Regions from separate parts of the Homo sapiens genome. Here regions 1 and 3 are each linked to region 2. The links are chromatin contacts, found by Hi-C or POLR2A ChIA-PET in ENCODE. All regions are on one chromosome and are shown on one strand. The core of a region is the stretch at or near the end of the contact, and the rest is flanking DNA. Distances in the headings are between cores, read along the strand shown. Region 1 holds the start of MKS1 (MKS transition zone complex subunit 1). Region 2 holds the start of DYNLL2 (dynein light chain LC8-type 2). Region 3 holds the start of CUEDC1 (CUE domain containing 1).

The links. A loop is a pair of places that touch in the nucleus more often than their neighbours do. ChIA-PET counts read pairs that join two places held with the same protein, here RNA polymerase II (POLR2A). Pooled maps may share reads with other maps.
Region 1: a loop to region 2 is called in a map of CD8-positive, alpha-beta T cell, with 21 times the contacts of the local background. The contact joins the promoter of MKS1 here to the promoter of DYNLL2 in region 2. A Hi-C loop is called at or near these places in 8 of 168 maps with a recorded cell type or tissue (CD4-positive, alpha-beta memory T cell, CD8-positive, alpha-beta T cell, chondrocyte and 3 more), 5 of 37 single-sample maps with no recorded cell type and 20 of 50 pooled maps. POLR2A ChIA-PET finds 5 or more read pairs at or near these places in 5 of 52 experiments (CD4-positive, alpha-beta T cell, PC-3, T-cell and 2 more).
Region 3: a pooled map shows a loop between it and region 2 (5-fold over the local background). The contact joins the promoter of CUEDC1 here to the promoter of DYNLL2 in region 2. A Hi-C loop is called at or near these places in 1 of 37 single-sample maps with no recorded cell type and 10 of 50 pooled maps. POLR2A ChIA-PET finds 5 or more read pairs at or near these places in 12 of 52 experiments (A549, A673, CD4-positive, alpha-beta T cell and 8 more).

The regions. Positions count from the first base shown.
Region 1 is chr17:58,217,500-58,220,545 of GRCh38, reverse strand. MKS1 (MKS transition zone complex subunit 1) reads left to right here and starts at 1,291. Exons shown (of 18, transcript NM_017777.4): 1 at 1,291-1,395; 2 at 1,817-1,926. The coding sequence starts at 1,316. It overlaps LOC105371841 (a long non-coding RNA gene), which reads right to left and starts at 1,232. Exons shown (of 2, transcript XR_934884.4): 1 at 487-1,232. RefSeq lists an enhancer at 1,184-1,463.
Region 2 is chr17:58,081,729-58,085,166 of GRCh38, reverse strand. DYNLL2 (dynein light chain LC8-type 2) reads right to left here and starts at 1,748. Exons shown (of 3, transcript NM_080677.3): 1 at 1,484-1,748. DYNLL2-DT (DYNLL2 divergent transcript) reads left to right here and starts at 1,963. Exons shown (of 3, transcript NR_110809.1): 1 at 1,963-2,451; 2 at 2,551-3,438. RefSeq lists silencers at 959-1,088, 1,129-1,548, 1,589-1,648, 1,659-2,008 and an enhancer at 1,725-2,019.
Region 3 is chr17:57,954,066-57,957,380 of GRCh38, reverse strand. It overlaps CUEDC1 (CUE domain containing 1), which reads left to right and starts at 1,969. Exons shown (of 11, transcript NM_001271875.2): 1 at 1,969-2,156. RefSeq lists a silencer at 2,045-2,114.

The DNA of each region.
Region 1 (3,046 bases), core at 42-2,541, 140 kb before region 2:
GGGAGGCGGAGCTTGCAGTGAGCCGAGATCCCGCCACTGCACTCCAGCCTGGGCGACAGAGCGAGACTCCGTCTCAAAAAAAAAAAAAAAAAAATTATTATTTCCCAGGTTGGAAATGTGTGCGTTTATGGAATAAATTGGTAGGTGAGAGGCTGTGAGGCAAACTGGAAGGTGGTTAGGCTTCAAAAGACAGAAGAACTTGGGCTAGAATCCCAGTACTTTTACCACTTGCAAGCTAGCAAGTCCTTTAAACCCTGGCCTTCACGAACTTCATTTTTAAAGTGAATAAAAGTACCTTTTTGAGAGGCTTCTACAAGGATTTGGGACAATGCAAACAAAAGTGCTCAAGCTGCACTAGATCCTAAATAAATGGTGCTATTTATGGTGAGTCGGTGTTACACAACTAGTGGCTATGGCACCCAGAGCTTCCAATGCCAAATCATCAAACTGGCATGAGATTCCCGAGTTCAGGGGACAATTGCTTACTTTGTTGGAGGAGGACTAGATGTGAACAAGGCTGATAAATGTTGACATTCCCAAAGTGCCGGGACGCCAGACGTGAGGTTACAGCATGTCCTTCCTTTGCTAGTACAACGAAGCATGACTTGTGAATGTCACTTTTTTGGCTTTTCAGGAAGCCAGTGCAGTAACAAAGTGGCTTAATGATCCAAAACTAACATACACAAGGTAAGAATCAGTTCAATAATAACATCGTTTCCTTCCTTACTGTTGACTTCCTTGTTTTTTCTTTCTTTGCTCAGTGAATATCAACACAAAGACTAATAAATCTTCTGACACTTTTTTTGTCTTCCAAGAATATATTTTCTTGTCTGGCTAAGGGCCATCACCTTCCCTGACTCCTTTGGGAATAATGGGTGCATTTCTTACAGTCACATCACCCGATTTTCAGGCCAAAGTTTTCACGCGTTGGGTGGAAGGCAGTGTGGCATGGTGGAAAAGGTAGAGGGCGAAGACTCAGGCCACCTGGTCCCCGTCATCATTTCTGCATCTATCTGTCTATATGAAGTGGGCTGATGGCTGTGCCAGTTTCCTCATTTGCACAGCGCACGAGGTCCCGCTTTCGGTGAGCTTTTATCGCATACATGGTAAGCGGTGATCGGTAGGACCCCGGAGCCCTCTTGGGCGTTCGGCTTGGGCTGCACTTGCACTGTGTGGCCAACTGCGACCGTGGCGCCGTGACGGGAACGGCGGGTTGCGCGCGCAGCACCTCCGTCGCCTCCCGATCCAGCGTCTCCGTTGCCAGGAAAACAGAGCGGCGCGCTTTCCGGCGCAGTCGCGGCGCGTCGCAGCTGTCATGGCGGAGACCGTCTGGAGCACTGACACCGGGGAGGCAGTGTATCGCTCCCGGGACCCCGTGCGCAACTTGCGCCTCCGGTAGTCGCACCGCCCCAGCCCCGAGGCCCCATGCTTTTGTGTCCTTAGATCATTCCAACCTGAGCTCGGTGTTCTGAGGTCCCCACTTTCTGCTTACAATCCCGACCACTTCTCCGGGCTCCCCACTTCTTTCACTATCCGTACCCCCATCCACTCACAGCCTCTAAGAACCCCTTACAGACCTACCCAAGTCCATTCACGTCTTTGTTGCTCCCAGTTTCTCAAAGCCCTGTGCCCCCAGTACACCCTCTCCCCTTCATTCTTCCCCATAGGACGGCGCACCCACCCACCTCCTCTCCGTTGTCTGCACCCAGCACACCTTGGCAACCCTACCTCCTCTGTTTTGTTTCCCCCATCCTTGCTTTGTGTTCATCTCCTGGTTGCGTGTCTGGTAACGAATATTTTGGGCTTTTCTTGACAGAGTCCACCTGCAAAGAATCACATCAAGCAACTTTCTTCATTATCAGCCTGCTGCCGAGCTCGGGAAGGACCTCATAGACTTGGCCACTTTTAGGCCTCAGCCAACTGCCAGTGGGTGTTACGGTGGTGATGTGCCATCTAATACTAATTATGATACTAATCAGAATTGTGGCCAAATGTAGTGAGATAACAAATACTATACTTCTGATATGTTATAGAGTTGCCCGGCAACCTACATTCTATTTGTGGCTTTTTTTTTTTTTTTTTTTTTTTTTTTTTTTTTGAGACGGAGTCTTGCTCTTTCCCCCAGGCTGAAGTGCAGTGTCGCTATCTCCGCTCACTGCAAGCTCCGCCTCCCGGGTTCACGCGATTCTCCTGCCTCAGCCTCCCGAGTAGCTGGGACTACAGGCGCCCGCCACCACGCCCGGCTAATTTTTTGTATTTTCAGTAGAGGCGGGGTTTCACCGTGTTAGCCAGGATTGTCTCGATCTCCTGACCTCGTGATCCGCCCGCCTTGGCCTCCCAAAGTGCTGGGATTACAGGCGTGAGCCACCGCGCCCGTCCTATTTGTGGCATTTTTAAAAGAGAAAACGTGCCCCAAACCCTAAATACACATATAAACACTTTTAAAAACAATTTTTAAACTGGAGACTGCTTGCAAAATCTGCATATGATGTGCATGTATAGATCAACTGTGTTCTTGTGGTTTTCCTTATCTGGGAAACCAAAAGAATGAGGAGGAGAGGACAGAGTGGTTGTTGTCAGGTCACTAGTCTGTTTGCTTTTATTGTTTCTCTTTCTGTTCAGAGCTGTTCCTGGGCAAGAGTGTGGGCTCACAGGTTGTGAAACGTGTCTCTGAAAAAGGCATACCCAAGAGTGTATTAGATTAGATTTGTTTTCTTTGTTTTTGTTTTCGTTTTGTTTTGAGACAGAATCTCATTCTTCTGCTCAGGCTGGAGTGCAGTGGTATGATCATAGCTCACTGTAAACCTTGGTCTCCCAGGCTCAAGCCATCCTCCTGCCTCAGCCTCCCAACTAGCTGGGACTACAGACTCACACTCAGTTTATTTTTTTTTAAAGTTTTAGTAGAGAAAAGGTCTTGCTATGTTGTCCAGGCTGGTTTCAAATTCCTGGGCCCAAGTGATCCTCCCACCTTAGCCTCCCAAAATGTTGGGATTACAGGCGTGAGTCACTGCATTCAGCCAGATTTGGTTCTGTTAAAAAATCATTT
Region 2 (3,438 bases), core at 499-2,998:
GTAGACCAGCACCCTCTGCCCCCACATTCTGGAGAGGAAAAGTCAGAGCCTCAACTGGAGTCTGTGAGCACCATGTGGTGCTGAGGAAAGATTCGGAGAACCCTGTTCAAGGAATGACTAGTTACGTGACCTTGGGCAAATCAACATCTTCATTTTAAATACTAATGGTTGAAATGAGATAAATGGGGTAAACTCAAATGGGTCTGAGCAAAGGTACAACAGCAGCACAGGGAGAAAGGTTCTTACATTATAAGGCTCTGTATAAGTGAAGAAAAACTAGTGTCACCTGGTGGCCTATTCCAGGTTACCACTCAGAAGGGGGCACTGTTTACAAACCCAGGGGTGGGGGTGGGGCCTGGTTAGACAGCAAAGTGAAAGTATGAAATTGGCACCATTTTGCCTGCAAGCTCACCTGCTCCACTGCCTCATTCCCAAAGTCCAAAGGAGCAACTTTGTTACAGTAATTAAAAGCCACCTTACTCTCCAGGAAAGAGCCTGCGGTTACATAATATTGGTCTTACGACTACAATGGCCCCCCAGGCATCTGAGAGAGGTGAAGCCCAACCCCTACCACCCCTGTCCAAGGTGCCGGTAAGCAAAGCACAGGAAGGTGTCCAGCCTAGCCCCTCCCTCCTTGGGAAAAAGCAAGGGACCTGGGCCTCCAGATAGGAGGAAGATGGCCAGAGGGCCCCAGGCCAGCAGCCTCAGTCACGAGCCAAGGCTCCTGTGAAAAGCACAAAGGGCACCCCAGGACAGCTCCCATCCTCTATTCCTGGTTTTGCAACCAAAAAAAAAGGCTAAATCTCCGAATGACACGGACCACCATCCCCACCCGCCAATACACACACACTTCTACTTCCCTCTTCGGGCTCTCCAAGTGGGCCGTATCCCTCCACTATCCCATCCTCCAGAGCGCTGCGGTCCCGAAGGGCAGCACCTGGGGAACGAGGAAGCATCCTCCTTCCCCCCGACCTCCCGCCCGCGCCGCCGGCCAGGTCCGCAGGCCCCGGCCGGTCGGCCGCCCTCCCCCACCCGGCCTGGAACAGCGCCGGAGTGACTGGGCGTCCTCGCTGCAGGAAGGACGCCCCAGAGGGTGGCGGTGGCGGCAGGAGGAGCCGCGTCACGCCCGAGCCCTCTCCACCCCCTCTTCCCCGGCCCCTGACATCAGGGGCCTCCACGCAGCGCAGAGAGACTCCCGGGGGCGGGGGCAGCGGCAGCTCCGCAGCCCGGGCCTCCAGCAGCGCCACGAGGGTGGCCGGGGCAAAGGGTGGCGCAGCCCGGGCTGCGCCGAGAGGGAGGGGCGGCGGGGGCGCGCTGCGCTGCCCGGACCGTCAACGCCAAGGGCTGCGGGGCCAGCCCTGTTCCAGGCCTTGGGGCCGGCTAAGGAGGCCGCAGGGCCACCGCGGCGAGGGCCGGGTCGTGTAGAGTCGCACGCGACGGACACAGGCCCGCCACCCGGGGGACGCCCCCACCCACCGCTCACCTTCACGGAGGCGAGTCCGCACTGGGCCCTGGGGAGGAGCGATGGCCCGAGGCAGAGCACAGGCAGGGGCGGTGTTCCCTGGGCTCCTCCTGCAGCTGCAGCAGCCGCCGCCGCCGCGGTCTCCGGCTCCCGCAGCCCGAGGCCGATCGCTCCCTGCCGCGGTCCGCCCTTGGAGTTTCGCCGGCCGCCCGCGCTCCGCCTCACGCCGCCCGCCCGCCCGCCCGCTCCGCACTGGCGCCTCACAGCTCCGCTCCGCTCTGCCGCTGAGCGCGGCCGACGCGCGGCCCCCGCTGAAATAGTGCCCCGCCCCCGCCCCCCCGCCGCGCGCGCCGCCGTCCGCGCTCCCCATTGGCTGAGCCCGCCCGGCCCCGCACTGCGGGCTTCTCCCCGCGCCGCTCTCGCCCCACATCTTGTTTCCTCCCACAATGCCTCGGGGCGGAGGGAGGGGGTGGGGAGGAGGAGCTGGAGCGGGTGGGGGAGGGAGCCGTGGCCTTAAGAAAGGAGAGGAATGCGGACCCCTCCCCCCGGGGCTGGAGAGGCCAGGCCTGAAAAGGAATAAAGAGACATGGTCCTGAGAGAGGAGGAGAGGGAAGGGTGTGGAGACCCCCAGTCCCAAGGAGAAAAAAGGGAGAGGGGGATGGAGATTTCAGACCCAGGGAACAGATGGGGCTGAGGTAGAGACCCCAACCTTAGAGAGGGGAGGAGATGAAGTCACCAGCCTCAGAGGAAAAGACAGGACACTCCCTCCTCCCGTATCTGTGAGAAAGAGAGGGACAGCCAGCCCTATGGAGAGGGAGAGGCATAGGAGCCCCAGGACTCCCTCCCCTCACCTTCCGGGAAGGTCCCTTCTTCCTCCTTTGTTCTTTGAGGCTGAAGGACCTAAACTCCCAGCTGGGCCCCCAGCCGGTATTTGTCTACAGGAGCAATGGAGACAGAGCCGAAGCAAAATTGATGGGGATGTGTCTTTGGTACGCAGGCCTCTGCTGTCCTTGCACATTTATGGCCTTGGGGTCCTGGGATGGGGGTGAGAGTGAGCGATTTCTTGTCGTCTGTCCCTGCCTGTCCAGGTAGACAAGGTTGGAGGAGAGTGAATAGAAGCCCCCAGAGGTGGTGCCTGTCAGAGCTGTGAGGAGCCTTCAAAAACCACCCATCCACACCCCTCACTTTATAAAGGAGAGAATCCAAGTACAGAGAGCCCTGCCAGATCCCGCAGGTCAGGCTTGACTTGCTTCTAGCTGAAAAGAGGTGCACCCAGGAAGCAGCCCCTCTGGAGGCTCAAGAGACTACTTCTGGGAGAGTGGGTGTGAACGTGCGCGTTGGGAGCCTGCCTGCCCTCACTCCATCCCACTCCCAGGAAAGATCCTCAGGCCTGCGGTTTTCTTTCTGGTCTGTTTTATACAGAAGTGTCTACCTCAAGGGCTGACGAGCCTTTATTGGGAACCAAGCATTTTGGCCATACAGTAGGGATTAAGAAGCTGCCGGGGATAGCTCCCACTCCCATCTTTTCCCCTTCGCCTCTCCAAACCATGGTCAGGAAGTCAGACTTGCCCTGGCCCTGGCCTGCTCTGGTTTGAAGCATCAAAAGTTAGTGTTCGTTATGTGTCAGGGGAAACCTGGAAAAATCATTCCCTCTGGTTACTGCTTTCCACAGTTCTGTCCTCTAACAACCTCAGTTGGGGGATTTCAGAGACCAGTTAAGGCCTGGGGTATCCCCTCACACTAAGGGTTTTCTGATGTCAGTCTTTGTGTTCATGAATGGGAGGCGTGGCCTCTATGGGAGGAAGGGAGGGAGACGAGGAAGGATGATTTATACACTTAGGGCTTGTGCGGGGCTAATCGCCTGGACTGCCTGGAGAAAGCGAAGCTAGTACCCCCTTTCTCCAACAGTCCTTAGTTTCCAGGCCCTTCCAGGGCCTGAAGGTCAGATCTGCCACGTATGGTTGCACAGGTCATTC
Region 3 (3,315 bases), core at 720-3,219, 130 kb after region 2:
AAGTTGTGAGAGGCAGGGAAGGGGTCTGAGAAAAAGCTTCCAGAAGGACAGACCCAAAAGGAGGAGTATGTTAGCAAAGCCCAAGAAAAGTGTGCTTCAAGGAAGAGTGTCCATTAGAGCAACTGGTTTTATTAATGACTATAATAATAATGTATTTAAAAATTTTACTAGCCGGGCGTGGTGGCACCCACCTGTAACCCCAGCTACTCAGGAGGCGTAGGCAGGAGAATTGCTTGAACCTGGGAGGCGGAGGTTGCAGTGAGTTGAGATCGTGCCACTGCACTCCAGCCTGGGTGACAGAGCGAAACTCCGTCTCAAAAAAAAAAAAATTATGAGCAATCCATAGGCGAGTGCAAATGGAAATCTCCAGGTTTGCAGATGCATTTTTCTGCTCCTGAAATGCCAAGGTGACAGGAATGAACTGCAGAGGGATCTTGCAAGTAAGCAGGAAAGTGACAAATGAACTGCACTATGGGTAAGTGTAAGGTAATACACTTGATAACATAATCTAGACTATATTGGCCAGGCGGACAAATCCTGAGCTCTCAGTTACAACCTGGGAAAGGAGCCAGGAGTCAGTATAGAGGCATGGGTCTGTCCCTTCGGATTAAGAATCTTTAACCTGGGGCCTGAAGACCATCTTCTGGGATTTCAAGCACCCTGCCTCCCCCGGAAATTGAATGCACCAGGGAGTGAAGTGTGGGGAGAGAGGAGCAGGAGAGAGGAGATCCTCAGAGGGGTTTGGAAACCCAGTCCTGGAGTTCCGTTCAACATGCTAACCTAACGTTGGGCCTCCCCGAGGAGGGTGTGGTTCTGAGGTTTCTCCCCCTCCCAGTTTCCCACCTTGCTGAAGAAACTTGCCCTTGACATGCAAATGATGGAAACACATTGGTGTCTGGGGCACTTTGGTTTGTGGTTTTTACCATCAGCTGTCTCTGAGGCTGAGCGTGTCGATCTGTCTCAGCAAGGCTAGCAAATTGCAAGCGCTCAGAGGAGGGGAGAGGGGGGCTATTCCTGGGGTTCTGGGCCCAGATGGGCAAATGGGTCTGTAAGGCAGACTTTTCCAGGAGGAGGGTGCAGACCCTTTGCAAGTTGTTTGGGGACAGAGCTTAGTTTGCATCTGGCCTTCTTCACCCTCCTCAGATCCCCTAGGTAGCAGGGTGCTTGGTGGTCACCACCTGACCTAGGCTACCTACTCCCAAATTGGAGTCTGAAATGAAAGCACGTGGGAAAAGTATAGCAAAGGTCAGTTTCCCATTTATTAAACAAGTTCTTCCGTGGAAAATCTTCCCAGGGCTCAGCAGCCCTTGAAGTGATCAGGGATGCTGGGGAGGTTGGGGGAGGAGAAAATGGGAGATGGCAGGTGGTATCTGTCGGTGTGGACGAGTGATAGCTTTGATTTGCTCCCCCTTCCCACCATCTCCTGTGTCCTCAGCATTTGATTTGGTTTCCTTTCCGGGGCCCTAATTCCAGGGAGGTGCCCCTCCTCCACACCTGTGTCCCAAGCCCCAGCTGTGCGTCCTCACCCTGGGTTCCTGGCACTGACCTGGAACCTGTCGGGCAGCCCTGCTCTTAGCTCCCCGCGGAGTCTCGGAGGTCTCAGGTCTCCTCCGCCCACCCTCTCCGCAGCTGGGAGGGGCAGGATGCCCCGCACCCCGCTCTGCGCGGGAGGTCGAGGCACCCCGCTCACGCCCTCCTGCCCGCAAGCTAGGGAGTCACTGCGGCCGGGGAGGGAGGTACACGGAGGGCATTTTTCCAGCCTTCACTGGGTGCTCCCCTCTCCACCCCCGGCAACCATGTAGGTTTCCGGACCCCCAGGTCCGCTTCCCTCCTCTCTGGAAAGGGGTCGGCCATAGGGAAAGGGCCCGGGGGCGCCGCAGCCGGGCCCCCGCCCCGCCCCGCCCGCAGCCCCGCTCCTCCCCGCGCGGCCCCACTTGTGGCCCTGCCGGCAGCCGCGCAGGGACAGCTGCATTTCTCGCCGCCCGCCGCTAGGAAGCCGGCCTCGCCTCACTTTCTCCGCCTCCCCGCGCCCCAGCCGCGCCGCCGCCGCCGAGCCTGGCCCCGCCGCCACCGCTGCGGATTGCAGCCCCTCCCCCGCCCGGCCCGCGGCCCGGCCCCTGCGGCCCGCGCGGAGCGGACGCGCGTGGCGCTGCCCGGTAAGACCCCCGCGCTCCCGCGGCTCCCGCCCGGCCCCGGGCGCGGTCCTCGCCGGCGCCCCGCGCGCAATCCCGGCCGCGGCCCCGGCCCAGCGGCCCCACCTTCTCGGGACCCGTTGCCCAGGCGCCGCCGGGAGGGCCGGGCCGTCGCGAGTTTGATTCCCGGGGCTGTCGGCGCGGCTCCCCGGGAGCTCCGCGTGCGGCAGGTCCCCGCCCGCCCTTCCTTCCCGAGCCCCCACCTCATCCCGGGCCCCGGGCGCGGGGGGCGTGCGGGCATCTGGGGGGCCGGGAGCGGGGCGCGCGATTAGACCGGGGGGCGCGGGCCAGCGCCGCAGGGAAGGGAGACGAGGCCTCCCGGAGCCGGCTTCGCCCGAGTCCCCTCTCCCGCCGCTCCCCCTTTTGTGTGGGCGCCCCTCCCCGCAGTGCCCGGGCCTGGGGGCGCAGGCTGGGCGGCGACGGCAGGCGGGGGCGCCTGCTGGGAGCCGAGCGCCTTTCAGGGGGAGGGGAGCTTCGCTTCCTGCCCCCCGCCGATGTCACAGGTCGGCTCAGCCTTTTTTGGTCCCTCCCGGTCCCCTGGGAGCTGTATCTCCCGTCAGCTCGGCCAGGGAAAGTTGGGAATGCGCTGTCCCCGCCCCTGCTCGCCCGCCCCGCCGGCTCCTGTGCCCCAGGCTCTGAGCTCCAAGGGGGGCTGGTGTCAGCGTTTATTCATTCCTCCCTCTTCCTTTTCTCGGTCGCGTGGTCGCCTTACACCCAGCACTGCCCTGCCCATTTCTTTTCCCCTTAAAAAAAGTTTTAGCTCTAAGAAACGTACACTGAAATTAAATTCCTGAGACGGAATGTGTTTTAAGGGGAGGGAGGGTTTAGATTTTCCTTTTTTTGGTGGAGTAGTGGAGTAGAAGATGAGGGGACTCCCTGGGAGTTTAGAAACAAGATGCCCTGGAGGCGATAGAGGATACAAGAAGACCATCCACCGTGCTCCCCACCTGATCCGCAGTCAGCGTCTTGTAGCGAGAGGAATGAGCCTTCCCTGGGTGATCCCGCAGCACCTGAGCCACCTGGCCCAGGAGAAAGGACTCAGGGAGATGTACTGGGCCTTTCACCCCTTTTCTTTATAGCCAGCTGTGCCTGAAGGAGGTGAGGGACCCCAGGAATTCTCTCA